3 separate regions of the Mus musculus genome follow, and regions 1 and 2 are each linked to region 3. Evidence: chromatin loops called from intact Hi-C (ENCODE). Cell type or tissue: left cerebral cortex. All regions are shown on one strand. Each heading gives the region's core, and the rest is flanking DNA. Links, peaks and the distances in the headings are about the cores only. Region 1 has its middle 20 kb from the start of Gm32680. Region 2 overlaps Cfap46 (cilia and flagella associated protein 46). Region 3 overlaps Adgra1 (adhesion G protein-coupled receptor A1).

Evidence for each region. Hi-C counts contacts between places; a loop is a spot of excess contacts. Peaks named below come from ENCODE experiments on the same cell type or tissue, not always from the same donor. Only the 100,000 strongest peaks of a DNase experiment are listed, where the experiment ranks them.
Region 1: it touches region 3 in a loop (3-fold over the local background); 30 of 42 quality-filtered maps call a loop at or near these places.
Region 2: it touches region 3 in a loop (3-fold over the local background); 22 of 42 quality-filtered maps call a loop at or near these places.

What each region holds. Positions count from the first base shown.
Region 1 is chr7:139,700,133-139,707,061 of GRCm38, forward strand. No RefSeq gene overlaps it. Among named protein-coding and RNA genes, the nearest start is that of Gm32680, 20 kb to the left of the region's middle. In left cerebral cortex, for the core only: a CTCF peak has its summit at 3,510 (motif pointing right); DNase peaks (open chromatin) are centred at 3,519, 4,095 and 4,751; H3K27ac peaks cover 987 bases.
Region 2 is chr7:139,644,931-139,651,859 of GRCm38, forward strand. Cfap46 (cilia and flagella associated protein 46) reads right to left here. Exons shown (of 59, transcript NM_001302546.1): 21 at 6,609-6,716; 22 at 5,857-6,023; 23 at 2,046-2,177; 24 at 1,349-1,511; 25 at 546-633. Among named protein-coding and RNA genes, the nearest start is that of Cfap46, 35 kb to the right of the region's middle. In left cerebral cortex, for the core only: a CTCF peak has its summit at 3,349 (motif pointing right); DNase peaks (open chromatin) are centred at 2,274, 3,343 and 4,256.
Region 3 is chr7:139,874,535-139,881,463 of GRCm38, forward strand. Adgra1 (adhesion G protein-coupled receptor A1) reads left to right here. Exons shown (of 8, transcript NM_177469.3): 8 at 433-3,554. The coding sequence ends at 1,660. Among named protein-coding and RNA genes, the nearest start is that of Kndc1, 17 kb to the right of the region's middle. In left cerebral cortex, for the core only: a CTCF peak has its summit at 3,080 (motif pointing left); DNase peaks (open chromatin) are centred at 3,077, 3,449, 3,770 and 4,276; H3K27ac peaks cover 535 bases.

The sequences.
Region 1 (6,929 bases), core at 759-5,758, 170 kb before region 3:
GCTAACTATATTATTGCTGCATTCCTACATTCCTATGTTGTCAAATGCTATTCTTGTTTTCAGTTAATTCCTTAATTCTACTCAGAATGTACCCCTAGGAGATCACAACTGTGGCTATAGAGTCTTGGTTACTGATGCAACAGTTAGGGCCACAGGCTGCACAGATGGCTACAACAACAGCATCCCTTGGGTGTCTGTGAGGTTGCGTCTGGAAGAGACCAGGAGTTGAATGGGTGTCCAGAGTGGAGACTCAGTGTCACTAGTGTAGGTGGGCGTCACCCACTCCACAGAGCACCTGAACAGTAACAAAGGTAATGGCATTTTTTGAGACCGAAAACCCATTTCCTCAGACGTCAGCCTTTGTGTTTCTCAGCCCCTTGGTCTTGAGCTGATCTCCCATTTGCTCGATTTATCTTTTATCATCTATCCTCTATACCACCTATCTACCTGTTGATCTGTCTCGCCTGCCTATCTATCTATCTATCTATCTATCTATCTATCTATCTATCTATCTATCTATCATCTGTCTACCTAATATCTATCATACATCATTTAGTCATCTAGCAACCACCTATCCATACATCCATATACCTATCTATCATCTATCAATCATCTGTCTATCTATCTATATATCTATCCATCAATTACCTATGTATCTATGTATCTGTCCTCTATCAGTTTACCTACCCATCTATCTATTTGTACAGTGGTCCGGTTTCTCTGCAGTGCCTTGCCTTAAATAATGGCTTTTTGAATTTTTATTCTTTAAAGTTATCCAAGTAAGATGAAACATAAAATAATTTTGAATGTTCATTATCAATTTAAAATATTTATAACTTTAAATTTTTTATTTTATTTTATCCACAGGCTATTGAGAAGTGTGTCACCTAATTGCCAAATATCTGGCAGACAGAAGATTTTCCTAGATCTCTTCCTGGCACCAGTTTTTAATTTAATTCTACTGTGATTAGAGAACATTTAATATAATTTCAATTTCTTGAAATGTATTAAAATTTTGTTTTGACTGACCATGCCAACTGCTCGGGCAAATGTTCACTGCTCACCTAAGATGGTGCAATTTGAAGTAACCATGAGTGTTATGTGGGAACCACAAGGCCAGTGTGGCAGGAATGGGGGTTTCCTGCCCCCATTTCGGCTAATGCTCCACACATCAGCAAAAACTCTTGTTAGAATATCATATCATGATTGCAGATCCACATGTTGCTTTCTAACTCTCAGTTATCATTTTATATTTAATAACTAAAAACCATTTGGAATTATTTAAATGTTTCTGTTGGGGGGCATACACATTTATGCTTCATATGTCTTACTGACAAACTGACCCTTTATCTCTGTGATACTGTCTTCAGTCTGTTTTGTCTGATATTGAGCAATTAATATTAATTTATTATAGCATACTTTTTGCTCATTCTTGGCATTTTTGTTTTTTTCTTATTCCCCCAACTGTATTTAAAATATAGCCCAATGGCTGAAAAGATGACTTAGCTGTAAAAAGCAAGGCGTGCTCTTATGGAGGACCTGAGTTTGTTCCCAGTGCCCATGTTGGAGACTCACAGTCACCTGTAGTTCCAACTGGAGGGGGTCTAATGCCCTCTGTGGCCCCTGAGCACACATCCTCACACTGCATGCCTCCTCACTGTGTGATCCCCCTCCCCCACCACTTCAATGAAAACAGTAAAAAAAAAATCTTTAAAATATAGCCTGCTATACTATAAGCCAACATATGCCTTTCGACTTTTATCTGTCTGTTTAGTATTTTGGTAACACTGGGGATGCCAGACAAGCAGCTGACCCTGAGCCACATGAGCCCTCCAGCCTGGCAAGTCCAGCCTTTTAGCTGAGGAGCCGGGGACCCTCTGAAACTGCTGTGACCCATGCTGTGCTTGCTCCTTCCTCTCCGCCTCTTTTGCTTTTCTGGCCCTTCCTGCTGCCTCTTTAAAAGTCGGTTGACAAATTTTAACTCTCCTGGGGATGCTTTCCCTCTGCCTCTTTGCATGGTTATTTTAATCCCTGATCTCAGAGTTAAAAAGTACAACTTTGGCTTTTCTCAGTTATTTAGCATAAACACAGATCCTCTTTCACCTAACAGAGTGCAGCCTCAGCCACTGCAGTCCCTTTGTGCCACCGTCCCATAGTCTAAATCTGCAGGTTTAATAAATGGCAATGTAATCCTTTTTATGTTAAACTGCTCACATTGTTCTTAAATAATCAGACAGTAAAGGAATATAGTCCTTCACATTTAATTATGTACATGTTGCCTATAGAATGCTTCTGGTTGACTTTCTGTTTTTAAATTTTTCTTTCTTATCTGGAGATGTATCTATTTTGCAAATAAAAGTCACATACGTAATAGACACAGAATTGTGGGTGATTAAGTGTTCTTTCTGCTGTCCGTTCCCTGTAACTCAGTGGGAAGCTGTGTCATCATTTTTTGTTTGTTTGTTTTTTTGTTTTTTCTCTTTTCCAAGACAGGGTTTCTCTGTGTAGTCCTGGCTGTCCTGGAACTCACTTTGTAGACCAGGCTGGCCTCAAACTCAGAAATCCGCCTGCTTCTGCCTCCCAAGTGCTGGGATTAAAGGCATGCGCCACCATGCCCGGCTGTGTCATCATTGTCTGATCATTTTTCTCCCCACCCCCAACCCTGGTCACTCTACCGACTCGCTCCTGGTCTGTGTGTTTAGGTCTGACTTCTCTATGTTTATTCTGCTTCAGGCTTGTTGGACTTCTCTTGGCCATATTCCCTTAGGTTTTTGTCTACTGTCTTTCTCATGTCCTTCTGGGGCTCCATATGCACGAGCATCATGCTGTTTACTCCTCTTCATCGCTTTCAAAATACTGCCTCTCTTTTTTCACTGTAGAGATCTGAACCTGCTGGCGGGTGGCTGAGGCTACTAGTATGGATGGGGCTGTGCTGGAGCTGTGCTCATGGAGGTAACAAACCATTTTAGACAGGCTTACTCATGGGGACTAGGGGAGGGCCATTTCCCCTTCCCCTTGAGGCCATATCTCTCTGTTATAGAAGCATACATTGTAACTTACCAGCCCTTCCAGAATCCCAAGGGGCAGGGGCCTTAAACCATTCATTCTACATGCTGTGTGGACTTCAAGCATACACTGTCCCTGGGTCCAGCCCAAGATGTTGGATATCTCTATCACCAGCCTACGAGACAGTGTCTGGAACCCTCAGTTCAGGATCCTGGTAGGTGACGGCATGCTCTGTGTCTTCCTTGGGACAGGAAAGTGTCATGGTGCTCACTGCTTCCTGACAGCTTCCCCATCCTCAGATGTGGACGATCAGTTCCACCCTATCCACTCCAAGCTCTGTGGTCAGGTAGACATCACCATTAGCTGTGATGGGAGCTGAAGGCCCAGTCCTCAGCACAGGCTGGCAGGCCTCTTCCCTGTGCCCCACTTAAGTTAGCTACACTTGTCCCAGCTTACTCCAGGGTGCTGTGGGTGACTCCGTACCTATAGAGGACACTGGTGACCACCAGGTGGCAGCAAAGGAAAGTATCAGCTGTTCTGTGCTGACCTGGCATCTGCCGATTTTCTCCCTTCCTCTTTCTTCCTTCTCTCTTTCCATCTCTACACCCACCCTCCCTTCACCTCTGTTTCTATCTTTCTCCTCCTTCTTCCCTCTCTCTTCCTTTTCTTCGTCCTCCCCTCCCTCTCTTCCTCCTTTCTCCTCCCCCCTTTCTCCCTTCCCACTTTTGAAGGTTTACTTAGACTTAGCAAATATCCTGCTTTTAGTTACATAAGCCCCCACCCCCACCCCCCGCAGCTGGACAGATCTGGGTAAAAATAACACTTGTCAGGCGTGATTACCTTCCTGTCCTCTGAGCTGAGTTGCCTCACCTCCCTGCAGAGCTATTTAAAGCCAGGCAAGCATCAGCTCTTCACCCATAGGTTTTGAGGCTTCAGAAGGTCTTGGGTAGAGGGGCCCAGGGACATCTTCACCTGGCCACCTGGCTATGGTTGTCATGCAGAAACAAGGCCCTGGGAAGAAAGGGAGGGTTTAGACTCAGGCTGGACAAGACACAAGGAGGCTTGCATGCTCTGGATGCCAATGAGTCTGGGAGACAAGAAGAACCTGGCCTGGTGGAGATGCTGGGGGTGGGGATGAACGCTGAGTACAGGTATATGTCTGCCAAGTATTGGAAGCAGAGGACCATGGCAAAGGCACCTCTGCTCTTCTGTAAAGATCTGGAAACTGGGGCAGAAATGAGCAGGTCTAAAGGCAGATCAGCACAGGAGCCCATCCCAGTGTGGTGGGCAGCTGGAGTGAAGTAGGCTGTCAGAATACCCTGAAGTGCAGCCTATCCTCTGCCCCCTCTAGCCAGCAAATGCAGCCTGATCTGTCTTGGGAAGAGCGCAAGTACCCCAGGCAGGATCCTAGCGCACTTGCAGAACCACGTGAGGGTCTGCAGTCTGAGGAAGAGTGATGAATGCTTGCTCACAAGCATCTCACTCACAATGAGACATTCCAGGGTAGCAGCCCACTGGCTAAGAGGAGTCCAGAGGGTGCCACTCCTTCTTATAGTCCCCCGACTCTCAAAGGTAGGCAGGGGTTAGCTGGGGCTCCAGATGGCTATTGGGGGCAGGACTGGGCCCAGGAAGAGCAAAGATCATGCCACAGAAGCTACAGTCTCCCTGTCTACCTTCCTTCTCCTTCCCTTCCTCCCAATTTGTGAGCTGACTGGGTTCCTTTCGTGGCCAGCTTGGTAGCTTGGTTTCTGAGCCATGGCTTGCAGCCAAATCCTAGTGAGATAGTTTCATATTTTACTGCTTTTAGAGAGAGAGAGAGAGAGAGAGAGAGAGAGAGAGAGAGAGAGAGAGAGACTGTCCTAGTCTCAGGTCCTTACAGAGCAGCCCAATCTCTTCTCATCCACAGCATCAGGTTTTCCCAGACCCCAGGTTCCTACCCCTAGCTGTCCCCCAGCTTGAAGATCGGCAAGTTGTTTTCCCCTAAGGACCAGCTGTTTTGAGATCAGAGGCCATGAGAAAGCAAACCAGCACAGGGGCCCTTCCAACCACAGGTTTCTTCCACACAGAAACAAGGCCAAGGCCATCTGACCACCTGCCTCAGCTGCTAGCTTTCTGGTGGGGGAAGATTGTCTCTGCATCAGCACCTTTGGAGACACTGGGCCTCCTGACTCTTATCTCATGTTCTCAGACGGCAGGCAGACTTGTGCATCCTGGAACCACAATGAGCTGTTTTTAAACTGTCCCCAGATGAGAACAGAATTTCTGGACTACCAGGTTCACAGAGCAGCCAGGCTGTGTGAACATCTCGAGGGAGGCATTCCCTCTGTGGAAAAGCCGAAGAACCCTGAAGCCGAGTCCCATGGAGACCAGGCCATCTAAGCTCTAGAGAATGTCTAGGGCCTCTAGCCACTAAAATCACCTGTGCTGGGAGAGAAAGTGGCCAGGTGACCAGGATAACCAAGCAAAGGAATGGATATACATTCTAGTAAATACATACAAACATACACACACATACAAACACACACATAGACACACAGAGCAAACATGTGGCATGGACGCAGGTATATACAGATACGTGCACATGCATAGCACACATACGCACAAATGTACAAGCACATGCACAAGCATGCTTGTATGTATACATAGATAACGCAGCGTCACACATACCTGCATGCACATATTTATATGCACATGCGCATGCCCACTGCAAACAGGCATCTAGATAACAACTCTGGGATGATACACAAGGTGAATGAAGGATGTCTTCTAGTCTGCTTGTAAGCATGTGCTGCAGCAATGGAGGTCTGCTTTCAAAGGGCAGACGGAACCTCTCTACCTGGTGATGGCACTGCCTCAGGGCGCTGTGGACACCTGGTAGAGGCGTGGCGGCTCGAGTGTTCAAGTGCTCTGTCTTCCAAAAAATCCTCCACTGAGCATAGCTCAGGAAACTCATGAACAGTATGTCAGCAGCCATTAATTTAGGCAGGAGTCCTCCAAGGATGCCAACTTGGCAGGCAGATTTCTGATGTACAGGAAACTAAACTAGTCTCTAAGCATCTCCCCAGAAAATAAGAATTAATTGCTTTTTAATTAATGTGTGCCACATGTATTCATTTTCAGGGGCTGCAAAAACAACAACAACAAAATTCATCCAAACTTGGTGGCTTTTAACAACCTAAACATAATTGTCCAATGTTCTGAGGTCATTGTCCCACCCAGGTCTTCTGGTGTTCCACATTCTTAGACGTATGGGTGATGGCCCTCCTGTATCAAGGACCACCTTCACCTTCAAAGCTTAGATGTGATTCTAGCTCTCTCTAGCCCTGCAGTCTCTGTCTGTCTCCTCTTTGGACTCTGTTCTCTGCGAAACCCACAAGAGGAGGACAGCTGTCCACCACCTGTTTTTTCTCTGTAGTCTTAAACCCTTTTGGTCTACAGATTCACATTCTGGGCACCAAGACATGGGCCATGCTGGGGGGCCGTTGCCTTGCCAGACACATCATGCTTGCTTAGTTGCTGTAACAACAGAGAAGCCCAGCAGCCATCCTGTTAGCCAGGTGACCAGCAGGAGACAAATGACTGACACTGATATGCTATAAACAACCTTTAAACAACCAAGTATAGCATCTGTGTTCTGGAAAAACAAGCCGTTCTGCTGTACAAACTGAAGGACACAGCACAGAGCACAAGACAGCTGGTCCGTGGGAGCTCTAAATGCAAGGGCAGTCAAGGAATGGCTTTATCCTCCAGACCCCGGTGACTGAAGTAGCTCAGCCCGGGACTTTGCAAGGGGCCCTTGGCTGAATGGGACTGTGGGCGGCGAGGAAGTGCTAGAGTCGCGCTGCCGCAGTGGCACACTGCCTGCTCTTGGAGAACACGCTGAGATGAATAACTTAGTGGGAGCTAAGTGTCTGCAGTGAGTT
Region 2 (6,929 bases), core at 899-5,898, 230 kb before region 3:
ATACTTTTTACTTACATATGGCCATGCATTTGTTCTTAATTTTGAATCTGTTTTGCCTATGAATAGACTAGCATGCTCAAGGCAGGGTCCGCTAATCTATTCTGCAGTGTCAAATACACACGGGGCTCTTGATTGCCAGGGAATCTTATCATGAGAAGAAAATGTATTCTTTTTGAAAAAAATTGAAATCTCTGTTGTTCTGAGGTCAGGGTGGTGTCTTCCTGTCCCTGTTTTGCCGATGAGTACACCTCCACGTTTTTTTCAATGGTAGAAACATGATTAAGGGGAAGACAAGACACATCTATCAGCATAGCTGGGGTCTTAGGTGAAGGCTCTCCACTTTGGTAGGATGGAGAACCTGGGCTGGGCATTCTCTGTACAGAATAGGTTTTCATAGGAGCTTAAGAGAAAACATCAAGTGAGAAGTAGACATGCTCATTGGCATGGTCCCAATTAAGGTGCCTCGTGTGAGGACACAGGATATGAACCATGGGATGCTCAAGCTCCCAAGAGCTCCTGTTTCCCATTGCCCCGAGGCTACCAACCTGGGAGGAACGGGATTTCAGGGCCTGTCCCTCCAGTCTGGAAGTCAGCTGACGGCCACTGGTGCAGAGGCAGGGTTTTATCTGTCTCCTTAAGTGAAACAAACAAATAGACAGCACCTGTTGGAGGAGGCTGATGTGTTCCTCCATCTTGGTCCTCATTAGTGTCAGTCAAAAACCAAAAGAAAACAAATAACCAAAGAGAAAAGAAAAAAAAGGAATTGCCACAAAATTTCAGAACATACCATATATGCCACATGAGTACAAGATCATACATACCACATCATGTATCATGTACCATATCATATCACATCATACTACACATAGACCATACCATGCACATCCTATACATGCCAAGACCTCTTGTGCCATACAAAAGCAATGTCATATTACACCACACTGTACCACACACTCTCATACCATATACAACACACCAGCTTGTGCATACAACATCATACTACATACAATATTCCATGCACACCACAGCATGATACACAACCATACACATATCATATCACACATATATTGCACCACACATAACAAATTGTAACCAACACACCACACCACGCCACACTTCTAAACCATATCAGGTATAGACCATACACAAAACGCACACCAACCCCCACACCCACCCCCACCGCCCCCAACAGGGGCTGTGTTCAGTGAGAGTTGTGTTCCCAATCAAGCCATGCCCCAAGGCAGCCATATCCTGTGGGAGCTATGCTGTGGGGTTGTCTTTTCCTGTGAGTCTGGCCAGGCCTGAGGGTAAAGGTCTCCTAGCAACCTAGCATGTGTCCCTGTGGCACCTGCTTCTTGTTCTCTGTCTTGTTGATGATGCTGATGATTCTCTGGAGGGATGCCTTGGCCTTCTTCCTGTTGGCCGGTGAGGACAGAAGTGGGAGCCATGTGTTCCAGTAGTGCCGGGCGGCCATCATCACCAGGGAATTGCTGTTTGCCAGGCCCCCAAACCTGAAATGACATGCCTGGTCTAAAAATCCCAATAGGCTGGGCAGACTGCTTGGCCACACCCACACCTTGCCCAGGACTAGAAAGCTCTTTCTACGAAGGCCTTGTAGGGGAGGAGTGGAATCAAGGTGGTCCAGCTCTGGGACTGTACGGCAGGCACCATGGTAGTGCAAGCCTTGTGTGCCACCTCCCTAGCTCCTCAGGTGCCGATCACATCCCAGGGCAACGATGGGCTCTCCTAACCTGGCCCTTGCTGTGCCCACCTGTCCCCGCTCCTTAAGCCCCTGGATGCTTAGGGACCCTCCGGACATCCTTTGCACCCCCTTAGCTCACAGCTCTATCGAGTTTCTCCCATGGATGCCCCGGTGTCTGTGAGCTCAGCTGCATGACAGGATGTCGGCAGAGGCCTGCTTGTACTACATGATTCCTTCCTCGGGATTCGGTAATGTCCCGTAGCACCATGGTGGCACTACACAGGCTTGGCTTCCCCCTATACTTAGCCAAGCCAGCCTATCCTCCCCCCTCCCCGTTGCATACCTGGCACTTTCTACAAAGGCCTTGGCTGCTGCTAGCCGTAGCTGCTTCCTGCCTTTCAAGTTTTCCATGATGCTACGGCCCTGGATGCAGGACACCATACACAGCATTTCTGCTGCGAGCTTGGCGTTGCTCCTGGGGAGGACACAGAGCAAGTGAGGGGAGAGGTGGGAAGTGATGCTCTCCACTCACTGCAAACGCTATCCTTCCACCCACTGCCCTGCAAAGGCATCCAAAGACGGAGGCGCACTTCTACCTTATTCTGTGCTTTAGGGCGAGTGGTTCTCCTTCTGGCCTTCTGAGGCCATCCTTACCAGTGAACTGAGATGCCTACGTCTGGCCTGGGTGTTTGGGACACTCATTGAGGAGATGGTCTTCCATTCCCAGAGATACTACATAGCGAGTCTCATTGCGGCTTCTGGAGAGAGCCATGCACAGAGACCTTCTGGGGATGTGGGAATCAGCTCTGTGGGTGCCTGGCTGATGGATTCTCAATTACCCTGATGAGAGACCCCCAAATCAGAACTAACTGGCAGACTCCAGCGAACCCACGGAACCATGAGACAGACTACTTAACTGGCTTTTAGCTGCTAGTTTCTGGTGGGTTTCCATGCATCAGTGGGCCAGCAGAACCATCCGTTAGGCTCAGCCAGGCTGTTTCCTGGGCTCAAAACAACGTCTTGTCCCAGGTGGTCTGTACTCTGTACTGAGAGGTGCACACAGGCCTGCAGGACCATCCCAGAGCAGCACCGCAGCTCCTCACACAGTCTCTTGTTTCTCAAATCCAGGGGAGCTGTGGTCTGGGTACATGCAGCATGGGGGTGAGGGTGGGGTGAGAGTGGGGCGGGAGGAGGGCATGTTCCCGCTGTTTAGCTCAGCCTCACGGATTTTATTCTGTGAGTAATAAACTTGTTCTGAGGACACTTCTTTTGGGTCCAGGGGCTCTGGAAGACAGGCACCTGCTTGCTGGAGCAACCATCCCCATATGCCAGTATATGCCAGTAGAGGAAGGGCATCTGATCTTAGACTGTAAGGACCTGCTGCATAGTGGGAATTGGTGGTCTGAAGATAAACTGAGGTTATGGGGTAATTAGAATCCCTTTTTTAGGTGATAGGTTGGTGTAAAGAAGGCTGAGAGCCTAGCCTGGGGAGTAACAATCGGAAATTTTGATCTTTCCATACAGGGCCATACAACTTAAAAAAAAAAAAAAAAAAAAAAAAAAGAGGTGCGCTGCAGCCAGCAGGGTGCAACAACAACAGTCACCAGCAGGGGGCAACAACGGTCTATAAAAGACTTTCAGAAGCCTTGTCGAGGAACTCAGCACTGCCCCCTCCAGGTTTCTTGTTGCTGTTTGTATGCATGGGCATCTTTGCTTTATTTTTACAGGGATTACCTTTAAAAATTAGATTTGATTTAGTATCACTGATGGAAGAGTGTGCTAGCCTGGCCTGGTGCTACGCCCGGCTCCCCTCCTGTGCCCAAGCAGGTGGTGGCTGTTTGCAGTAGCACAAACAGCGTACAACAACCCTTTCTGCGGGGGTGCTCAATTCTTTTTGTCCTAAGGATATTTTGAGTGATAGAAGTGGATCTTGCACAGGGTTGAACATGGCCATTTCCCCAGCTCTGGTATGACCCTATTGGGTGTGACGTCTATGTCTGCAGTCACCACATGCACCCCCCCTTGTCCATCTTCCCTGCAGAGCTATGGTAAGTAGACTTCAGCTACTCTGGCCTCCCTCTTCCAACTCACTATAAAATCAAAGGAAGAGCGAAATTTGTGTGGGTAGATGGCTCAGTGGTAAAGGTTGTGCCCTCTAAGGCCAGGACACCAAAAGTTGTTGTAATCATTTCTCTTCTCATGCCTGCGGCCAAATTCCCCATAAGAACAATTGAAAGAAGGTGGGGCTTTTGGTTCACGTTTGAGCCAGATTCCCTGCTGGAATATAAGAGGAGTGTAGCCTAGTCTCCTAGCTGACTCTTCTCAGCATTCTAGTCTCCCGCACCCTGCCAGAATGGTCCATTAAGTTTTTCTAGGACTTTTCAGTCCTAATTTACAAACTCTTCCACATTCCTCCTACTAACCAGTTCTAAAGGCCCCTGGGCCACATGATCAGGTGCTCTTCAGCACAAATGTCACGTCCACACTGCAGGCCATGGGCTTCTGCTGACTCTCAGCAGTGGTCTGAACATAGCCTCGGAGCTGCCGCTGTGCACAGGACACAGGCTTGGCCTTGTCCTCCTAGGAGTCTGACCAATCAGGAGGCAGATGCCACATGCCCCTTAAATCCTGCCAACACAGGCTGGCATTACCACCACCCCAGGAGCGCATCAAAAGGGCTCAGAAAGCAAGGCTGGTAGACATAGCTCAAGACTGGGGGCATGGGCAAGGGGAAGAACTCGGTGGATTTGGGGACTAAATCTGGCCACTGGGCAGAGGAAGCACCTTTATAGCCCTGGGTCATGACTCTGTCTTTCAGGGTAACTGGACTCAGGAAAGAAGCCAAAAAGAAGAGCCCAAGGAAGGCAGCCTTGACTGTGTGGCCAATTGTCCCAACACTGCTTTTTACAATAGCCCCATGTTCAGGAAAAAAGGAAAAGGACATTGCTGAAACTACGAGGGAAGATGGACACGTTCTGGTGCTTCACTGGTGGTGAAGGCTGACTAGTTAATGTTCCCCTCCCCCATCCAGGCTCATGTGTTTGAACACTGGTTAGGAGCAGGTGGCACTGTTTTGGGAGGTTGTAGGGCCTTTAAGAGGTGTCACCTTGCTCATGGGATCCAGCCATTGAGGACAGGCTGTGAGGTTTTGCAGCCTGGCCATACTTCCCGCTCCCTGCTTCCTGTTCTGAAGAGCAGACTGTGTAGCGAGCCATCCCAGCTGCACACTTTAGCTGCCTTCTCACAGCCTGCCCCCAGGCCTTCCCTCTGCAGTGCACTGCAGCCTGAAACCATGAGCCAAAATGAACCTTTCAGTTTCGAGTCGCTTCTAATCAGTCCAGAGCGATGAGAAAGGCAACTCAAACCACCAGTGACTCGGAATTGCCAGCAGTTGCCATGGGAGGCCCGACAGAGATGCTGTCTCCTGTCCAACAAGAGAGGGGATGGCCTTCCTATATCCTCTGGTGACATTATACTACAGCGTAATGCATCTTGTAACTTAGAAATCCCTTTGCTGAAGCCGTCTGCACCAGGGTTGGAACATGGTTGAACTGAGAACCACATACGTCCCCTAACACCATACGCTGAAATCCAACTCCCTGGGTGATGGTTATTAGCAGAAGGGATGTTGGGAAATGAGCCAGTGCAGTGCAGAGTTGGAGCCTCAGGACGGAACTCTGCCCCATAAAGGAATACAAAGGAGCCCTTTGCCTCTTCTGTCATGTGAAGTGGCGATCTTTGAAGTAGGCAGAGACATTCACTAGACACCAACTGAACTTCAACACCAGCTTCTACACCATGAACAAGAAATCCCCATTTCTTGGGCCTCTCTGCTGTGGTATTTTATCACAACTAAGAGAACCACCCACTCTTAGCTAGCGGTCATACACAGACAGCTGTTGTACAGACCTCCCAGCTGAGGCCTGTGTAGCTCTGAGTCCTCAGTGATACAGAGCTTCATGTGCCCTGTTCACTGTGTTGTTCTAGAGCACACAGCCAGAAGCAGGTGAAGAACCGCCAGGTTCCTGCCAGACACCCCTTGGTCAGCAGGGCTGAGCCTCTGGCCCCTCCTCTGGCAGGAGACACACTCCTTGCTCTGCTTCTCTGGGGATGTTACTGTGTGCCTCTAGGACATCATCGTGGAAGTCACTTACGGTTCAAACGACCTCAGGTGCTTGAGGCCCATCTGTGTGGCATTCTGAGAACACGCCATGGTGACCTCATGGTCGTGAGCCATGTAGGCGAAATGGGTGAGGCGTGTCAGGGTCTGCAGCTCCACCAGATGGTCAGACCAGTTGCACTCGGAGGCCATCTTCACCACCTTACCAGCGTGTGAAGCAGGGGAGGACATTGCATTAGTGACATGACTGCCTAGTGGTCTGTGGCCCTCAACAATGACCACGCTGCCAGCCCAGTGAGCGCCATCAATCCCGTGTTATTTGCACATGGCTTAGCATGCATGCTGATAGGGATTGCTATGCAGTTCTAGATAGACCACACCCATCTGTGAAGTCAAGCTGCAATGTAAAGTTTGCTACTGATCTCAGCTGCCTCATTCTCACCACTCTCCCAGCACAAGGCCACCTCTAGACCAAGGACAAGGAATAGGTAAGCCTGACCTCTCATATGCCTCTGTCTGTGCTGAGGTCTTGGGATGAAGGGGACCACAGTCAGGCCACTGAGAGAAGCATCCTCTTCACACTAGTATAAAGGATGGTGCCATACAGAGGCCAGACATGTGTGCTTTGAGAGAAGGCAGCTGCAGGGATACAGTGGGAACCGCAGTGCCAATGTGGATGTGGGTTTGAGTTCTGACTGCCTCGGGCAGGATCCCAAGCCTCAGCTTCCTCATCTTTCCTGGATGGGGGTTGCTGAGTGACCTCCTGGAATCCCTCGGGAGACTCACCTGAACTAGCGGGGGCACAGTGAAGTCCATGAGGCCCAGCCCATTGCACGAGTACATCTCAAGGGCAACTAGGACCCTGGTCACGGAGCTGATGTCTTCATTGGTACTCTGGAAGGATGGATAGGGTTGAGCTCCCAGGCGTCCAGGGAACAGCAGGGGAGAAAGCAGTGGAGACCTGAGCCCCTTTCGAGATAAACCTGTGCAACATTGGTCTCGAGAAACAGCCAGACCCCAGTATTTGGAATGTTGATCTCCTAGGTTATTTTGGTGAAGTTAACCTCTTCATCATCCTCTTAAGCAGCAAGACCCGGAGTCTACACT
Region 3 (6,929 bases), core at 1,049-6,048:
ATGCCACAGTGCACCCCATACCCTCCTGCATCCCTCATGCATGCCACATGCATGCCTCCTGCAACCCTCACACATGCCACAGTGCGCCCCATACCCTCCTCATCGGAACCTGCTTCCACCCCCTCCCCTGCTTACCTGGGACAATATCCTGCCTCCACCAGTGTACCTCCTTGCCCCACCCACCCCAGCCTGCCTCTGTCCTACCCTGACCCACCTCCTAAGGGTCAGCACACCAGGCTAACCAACAGCTGGCTCCAGACACATCTCCAGACTGCAGTTCTGTCCCTATCAACCCAGACCTCATGGCTGACCAACCAGTCTTATCAAAAAATTAAAATATTCCCTTGTAGGAAAGAAACCCCATTCTGTCCTGATGGCCCGGGGGGCGAGCACATTAGCCACACCCCCACACTTACCTGCTTCTCCCTGCAGCTGCTGGATGGCCTGGGAACCCAGCCTGGGTGCGTTCTATGGGCCGGCTGCCTTCATTGCCCTGGTCACCTGCGTGTACTTCCTCTGCACCTACGTGCAGCTGCGGCGTCACCCGGAGCGCAGGTATGAGCTCAGAGAGCGCACGGAGGAGCAGCAGCGACTGGCTGTGCCAGAGAGCGGCCATCGCCACGGAGTCCGTCCCGGGACCCCACCCACCTGTGATGCCCTGGCTGCCTCGCAGCTGCAGAACGAGCATTCCTTCAAGGCTCAGCTTCGTGCCGCTGCCTTCACACTGTTCCTGTTCACAGCTACATGGACCTTTGGGGCCCTGGCTGTGTCTCAGGGCCACTTCCTGGACATGATCTTCAGCTGTCTGTACGGCGCCTTCTGCGTGACACTGGGACTCTTTGTACTTATCCATCACTGCGCCAAGCGGGAGGACGTGTGGCAGTGCTGGTGGTCCTGCTGCCCTTCCCGGGGAGACACCTCCACCACCAAGCCCGGCGCCCATCCTACACTCGATGCCAACGGGGATGCGCTGGGGCATACGGCCTGCCTGCAGGACTCACCATGCCCTGGGAAACTCAGAGGTTTTGGCCATCCACCAGCCAGCCACTGCAAGATGACCAACCTGCAGGCTGCCCAGGGCCATGTCAGCTGTCTGTCACCTGCCACCCCGTGCTGTGCCAAGATGCACTGTGAGCAGTTAATGGAGGAGGAGGCGGCCCACATCCACATGGCTGAGGAGGACGTCTACCCACACGATCCCCACCTGCATGACCCTCACCTGCACAGGTGCCTCAAGGGCAGAACTAAGTCCCACTACTTCAGCCGGCACCAGGCAGCTGCGGCTGAGAGGGAGTATGCTTACCACATCCCCTCCAGCCTGGATGGCAGTCCCCACAGTTCACGTTCGGAGAGCCCCACCAGCTCTCTGGAGGGCCCAATGGGGATGCACACATTGGCCTGCTGTGCCCAGGCTGACCCCTTCCCCATGGTCAGCCAGCCTGAGGGTGGAGACACAAGCCCTGGGCTCTATGGCTGCCCCCCACACCTATCCCCAGGCCCTGCCCACTTGGAGATGCTACGAAGGACACAGTCCCTGCCTTTTGGGGGCCCCAGCCAGAATGGGCTGCTCCAGGGTGATGTTCGAGAAGGCCTGCCATTTGGCACTGATGGGACAGGGAACATCCGAACAGGACCCTGGAAAAATGAAACTACAGTGTAGCCAGGTTGGGAACACAACTTCTTCGCCAGTGCCACCACGTGTCCCTGGAGGAGCTTCAGAGCAGGGAGTGGCCCTTTGCTATGTGGACTGGAAGGGCCATCAAATGACCAAGTGGTTCTGAAATGGTTCCCAGCCCTCAGCCATGATCTCTTTTGTTGTATAAGAACCCATGGGAAGAACACTGGGCCACATACAACCGCCACTAGTCCCCAAGCTTACCTCCATAAGCTAGTCACCTGCTTTCTGTTTATAGCACCTTCCCTCGCTGCTGGGAGGGAAGCTGGGAGGACACCCCCCCCCCAAGACTCCAGCTGGTGTTCTTGCCTTTGGTATATATATGTTAGGTTTTGCTCTAGGGACCACCGCAGTGGCCCTCCAGAGCTCGCTCACACTGGGCAGTTTCCTGTCCCCTGCTGTCCTTGCGTTACCTCACACCTGCATCTCCACTGGGGGAGCCATCTGGCACCTCGGCCTACTCACCACCTGCACCTGTAATGGGAAATGGCCCTGGCCTGGTAGCCTGAGGTCATTTCAAGTGCTAAGGATGGGCCTGGTATGGAGCCATGGGGAGGGGAAACAACTCATGGCTGTGGCCTTCAGGGAGCTGGCTACAGTCTCTCTGGGCCTGTGCTGTTGAAAGTTGGCCTCTATCAGACTGGATTCTGTCCCATTGTGAGCATGTAGTAGTCAGATTCTCCGTCCCACAAGGAGGGGCTGAGTGGGGTGTGACGGTCATCACGGATGAAGGTTTCTTATCATGGATGACGGTTTCTTTTCCTTTTTGCCATTTTCATGATCATTTTGGGTACAAAGCCCCACCTCAAAGAGTATATTTCAACAATGAGCCTTTTGTACAAGCAAGTGTCTTGTCCCAGGGGAGATCCTCACAGAGGTGAGAGCCCAGAGATGCCAACCTGTGACTGTCCACCCTTCCTCTCCAGCTTTCTCTTCCCAGTTTGTAGTGCATATGCCTACATATGTATACACACACACACACACACACACACACACACACACACACTGGCATACATATATGAACACACCTTTGTGTGTACATACACTTGTGTGTACACACATGCTTATACATATTTACAGTTACACTATGCACACCACATACACGTGCATCCACACGCTTGCCCACCACATGTATGCACGTGCACATGCCTGCACACTACCACACATGCACACATACCACACTGTCCACACACAGACGCATTGGTGTTCACACGCACCCACAAACAATTAGTGTGTATCACAGCCCTGAGTGCTGGGTTTCTCTGCAGATGTGGGTGAGTCTGTGACTTGCTTCACAGAGCATAGCCTTCCCGATAACCGCCTCAGAGAACAGGGCATAGGTAAGTTCCTAGAGCATTGGAGGCGAGGCGGCAGCATTCTGCAGCCTGTGGTGGGCAGTGCCATCTAGAGGCAGACACACTCAGTATCTGAGTAAGGAGGCTAGCAGGCAGAGCTGATATTCATAAGCTCCTCTGTGATATCCCTTAAAGCAGCATTCTGTACCCATCCCTCAGGTGGGTAGCCAAGGACCACCAGGCTGTTTCAGCTCCTTTCACTAACGGACTTTTTTACCTGCTTGTGTAGCTGATGTGTGCAGAACCCACCATGCTGTGTACGTACTGTAGATACAGACCATCCAGAGGAAAATACAGTGTTTTACATTGTTTGTCCTTGGTCGGGCTGGTCAGTAGCATTCATGTGTGTGTTTCTCAGTCTTGACAAGGAAGACCAGTATGGGAGAGGCTTGGCCCCCATCCAGGCTGCTCCCCTGGGCCTAATCCCTCATCTTTTCTACCACGGTGCCTCTGGGAGAACAGAGACACCTCTTCATTCAACCAAAGAAATTCGGCATTAAATATTGAACCTGGCTGTGTTTCAACATTGATTTAGATTCATGAGTCCACTTGGATAAGTGCTGCAGCAGAATCCCGTGACGTCCTGTGGGGAAATGTCATAATGTGCAGCATCCCTGCTTCTCAGAGCCCTCGACTCAGAACCAACCTCCCTTAGGCTGAAAGTTGTCTGTGCCAGCTTTCCAGGCCTTGCTTTACCAGGTCCCTCCCTTCTTCCTTCATGATAATCCACATGGCCAGTGTGTAGGTGGCTGTACAGTGAGTATTCACGTGAGTGTGAATGCACATGTGTGCCTGTAGAGCGTTAGTTGTGAGTGGGTGTTGTCAGAGTCACATTGCATGTCCATCTGTATGGAATGTGTGTGTGTGTGTGTGTGTGTGTGTGAGAGAGAGAGAGAGAGAGAGAGAGAGAGAGAGAGAGAGAAAGAGAGAGAGAGAGAGAGAGAGAAGAGAGAGAGAGAGAGAGAGAGAGAGAGAGAGAGCTCTTCACAAAGGTAACACTACATACCCGGACACACACATACACACACACACACACACACACACACACACACACACACACACACACACACACAGCATCCCTGCACTGGAAAGTATTTCATGAGGTTATATCCTCAGCACACAGAGATGTTATGACAACTTTAATCACCTCAGCAGTGGTTCTAACTATGGAGGCTCTGACTGTCTGGAGACTAGCAGCGTCTGCTGTATCTCCCACGGGGCCACTCCACAGCCAGACAATCTCACGTCTGCCTGCTGAGGTGCCGGTGCAGCCTAGGCAGATCAAGGACACCTCTCAGATCTATGAATGAGTCACCTCTTCAGGCGCTTTGAGTACCCGAGAGGCCCCTGGAGCTACCAGAAAGATGCTGAGACAGAATCTACATCCCATCTACCTGAAACAGGCAGGCAAGACTGAAACATGGGAAGACCAGGGAGACTCTGGGCCCCATCTTCAAAGGAAAGTCAACTTAACTTAGAGGGTGTAATGAGGTTGTTGGGGCTGTGGGTCAAGGTGTAGCCTTGGCAGAAGACCTGTTATAGGATGGATCCTTCTATAGGAGCAGGTAGCCCTATGGATTTCTTTAGCAGTTCCTGACAGAGGTGTCCCTGATGGTGACTGTGCTATAGGCAGTCTGCCAAGTCCTACCACCTGTCCCCTGACCCTCAGTGTTTCTAGGTAGATACTGCAGGCCTCAGCCCACAGTAGGCTCTGAGATCAGCAGATCCCTCTGCAAGGACCACAACCCCCAGGGCAGCCTTTGTCACACTTACTCCTTCATGGTGCTGTTAAAATTTATGTTTGAGGCCAGTGGCCAGGGAAACACCTTCATTCTATGATTTAATATTCTCTAAAATATCACCTGTTACTATTACAACTGGGACCAAAGAGTGAAGCCTGAACCATGCAGTGGTGGTGCACGCCTTTAATCCCAGCACTCGGGAGGTAGAGGCAGGAGATTTCTGAGTTGTTGACCAGCCTGGTCTACACAGTGAGTTCCAGGACAGCCAGAGCTGCACAGAGAAACCCTGTCTCTGGGGGGAAAAAAAAGAGTGAAACCTGTTAAACAATGTATTTGAAGTCCTCTGACCACAATGGAGCCCAGCTCTGCATCTGCAACAGAGGCTAGAGACAAAAGAGACAGGAGGAACAGTGGACACATGGCTTAGGCAGAGGCTGGGCCCAATGGGGCTCCTGGGATAGAAGATAGAGAAACCAAGAGGGTGAACCGGTCTCTGGGACAAATGAGTGGTCACCTAGGTGCTTTGGTTAAACAGGAGGATAGAGCAGGAAGGTCCTGAGGTCCAGGAGATACAGGAGAGAAGGAAGTCCCTGGGGCCCCCACTAGTAAAGGGTGTTTTATAGTGAGTCAGTCAGGCTACTTCAAGAATCAGGTAGAGAACCCGTTTTCACCTCCTGCCTCTCTGGAGTGGCGTCTGTGATCCCAGACAGGAGGTTTAAATAGAGCTAGTACCCAGATAGCCAATCCCCACTACTCCGGGACTACTATCCAGGCCTTCGATGGCTGCATAGCACATTCTTTCCATTCACCAAGGCCCAGACAGGCACTGGATGTCTTAGGGGGTCATCTGGGGTGATGGGCCCCTGGTTGACTCCTCACCTACTACTGATATGGGTGCTTAGAGAAATGATGCTAAGTTCCTTTTAATTCCAGACTACATGATTTGATCCTGCATCAATATCAACACAATTGTGATCCCACATTCCTGTCTCCATAACCCAAGCTACAGCTATAACCAGCCATGGCCCCTTCAGGGGGCCACCAGTTGGGCCTGTGCATCAGTTCCCATGGCAACTGTTTCAACAAGACAGTGACTTGTAAGACAACCGACTCAGAGAAGAGGCTTGGTTTGACCTGCAGTTCGGAGGATCTAGTCCAGGACCAGGAGACCATGGCTTTGGGTCCATGGTGGGGGTACCTGAAAGTAACAAAGGACATGTTAGGAAACACAGGGAAAAGCAAGCAGCATAGATCACACCAGGAAGGACCAGACACCCATGGTCCCTTTTAAAAGCCTGTCCAATGACTTAAAGGCTCCTCATCCCACAAAGACCCCTCCCAGAGGTGCATAGCACACACACCCTACCCCCACAACAGCACTACCTTGGGAAACAAGCCTTTGACACACAGACTTCTAAGCATACCACAACAAGGACACAACAGCAAAGCATGCAGAAGGCAGGCCCTTCCCTGACAGCCTACGTCCTTGGCCTGTCCTCAGGACCAGATCCACCTGCCTGGAGAGGGAGGGTGGAAAGAGCTGACTCACCAGGGAGAGCCAGAGGAGTCCTCATGCCTGTGTCTTGGTTTAGAGAGGACTCCTGCCCTGTCTCAGGAACATATCCCCGTGTACCAAGACTCCCATAAAGAGAGGCATTCTAGTGAATTGTTGTGAGGAAGATGCTGACAGGGCAAGGAGACGTGGCCCGCACAGGGCAGGATGAATTCACCTTTCTGGTACCCTGGGATGGTGAGTGCTCTCCACTAGTATATTCAGGAAAGCACTGAAGTACTATGGGATAGGTAAGTGCTGTGTGACCTCTGTATCGTGGGAAACAGTGAGTGCAGCCACGGCCTCAGGAAGCTGATCCTCAGGGTCTCTGAGTCATCGTCACCTGCATCACCTCAATGTAGGCTTAGGTTTTTTCAAAACCTACTTTATTTAGGGTTCTTAAATCCTTTAACCTCCCTTCTAATTCGCTGGCCAGAGGTAGGGAAAAAAGGTTAATTGGAAATGGATGATGGGGACCTGCTTAGAAGCAGTTCCTTGGGGCAATTTTCCTCTTTGTTGTCAGGATACCAACAGTCCAGGTCAATAGCCAACACCAAACAGGAATCTGTAGCAGTGACACGAACCAGCAGAACCAGCAAGGTGCG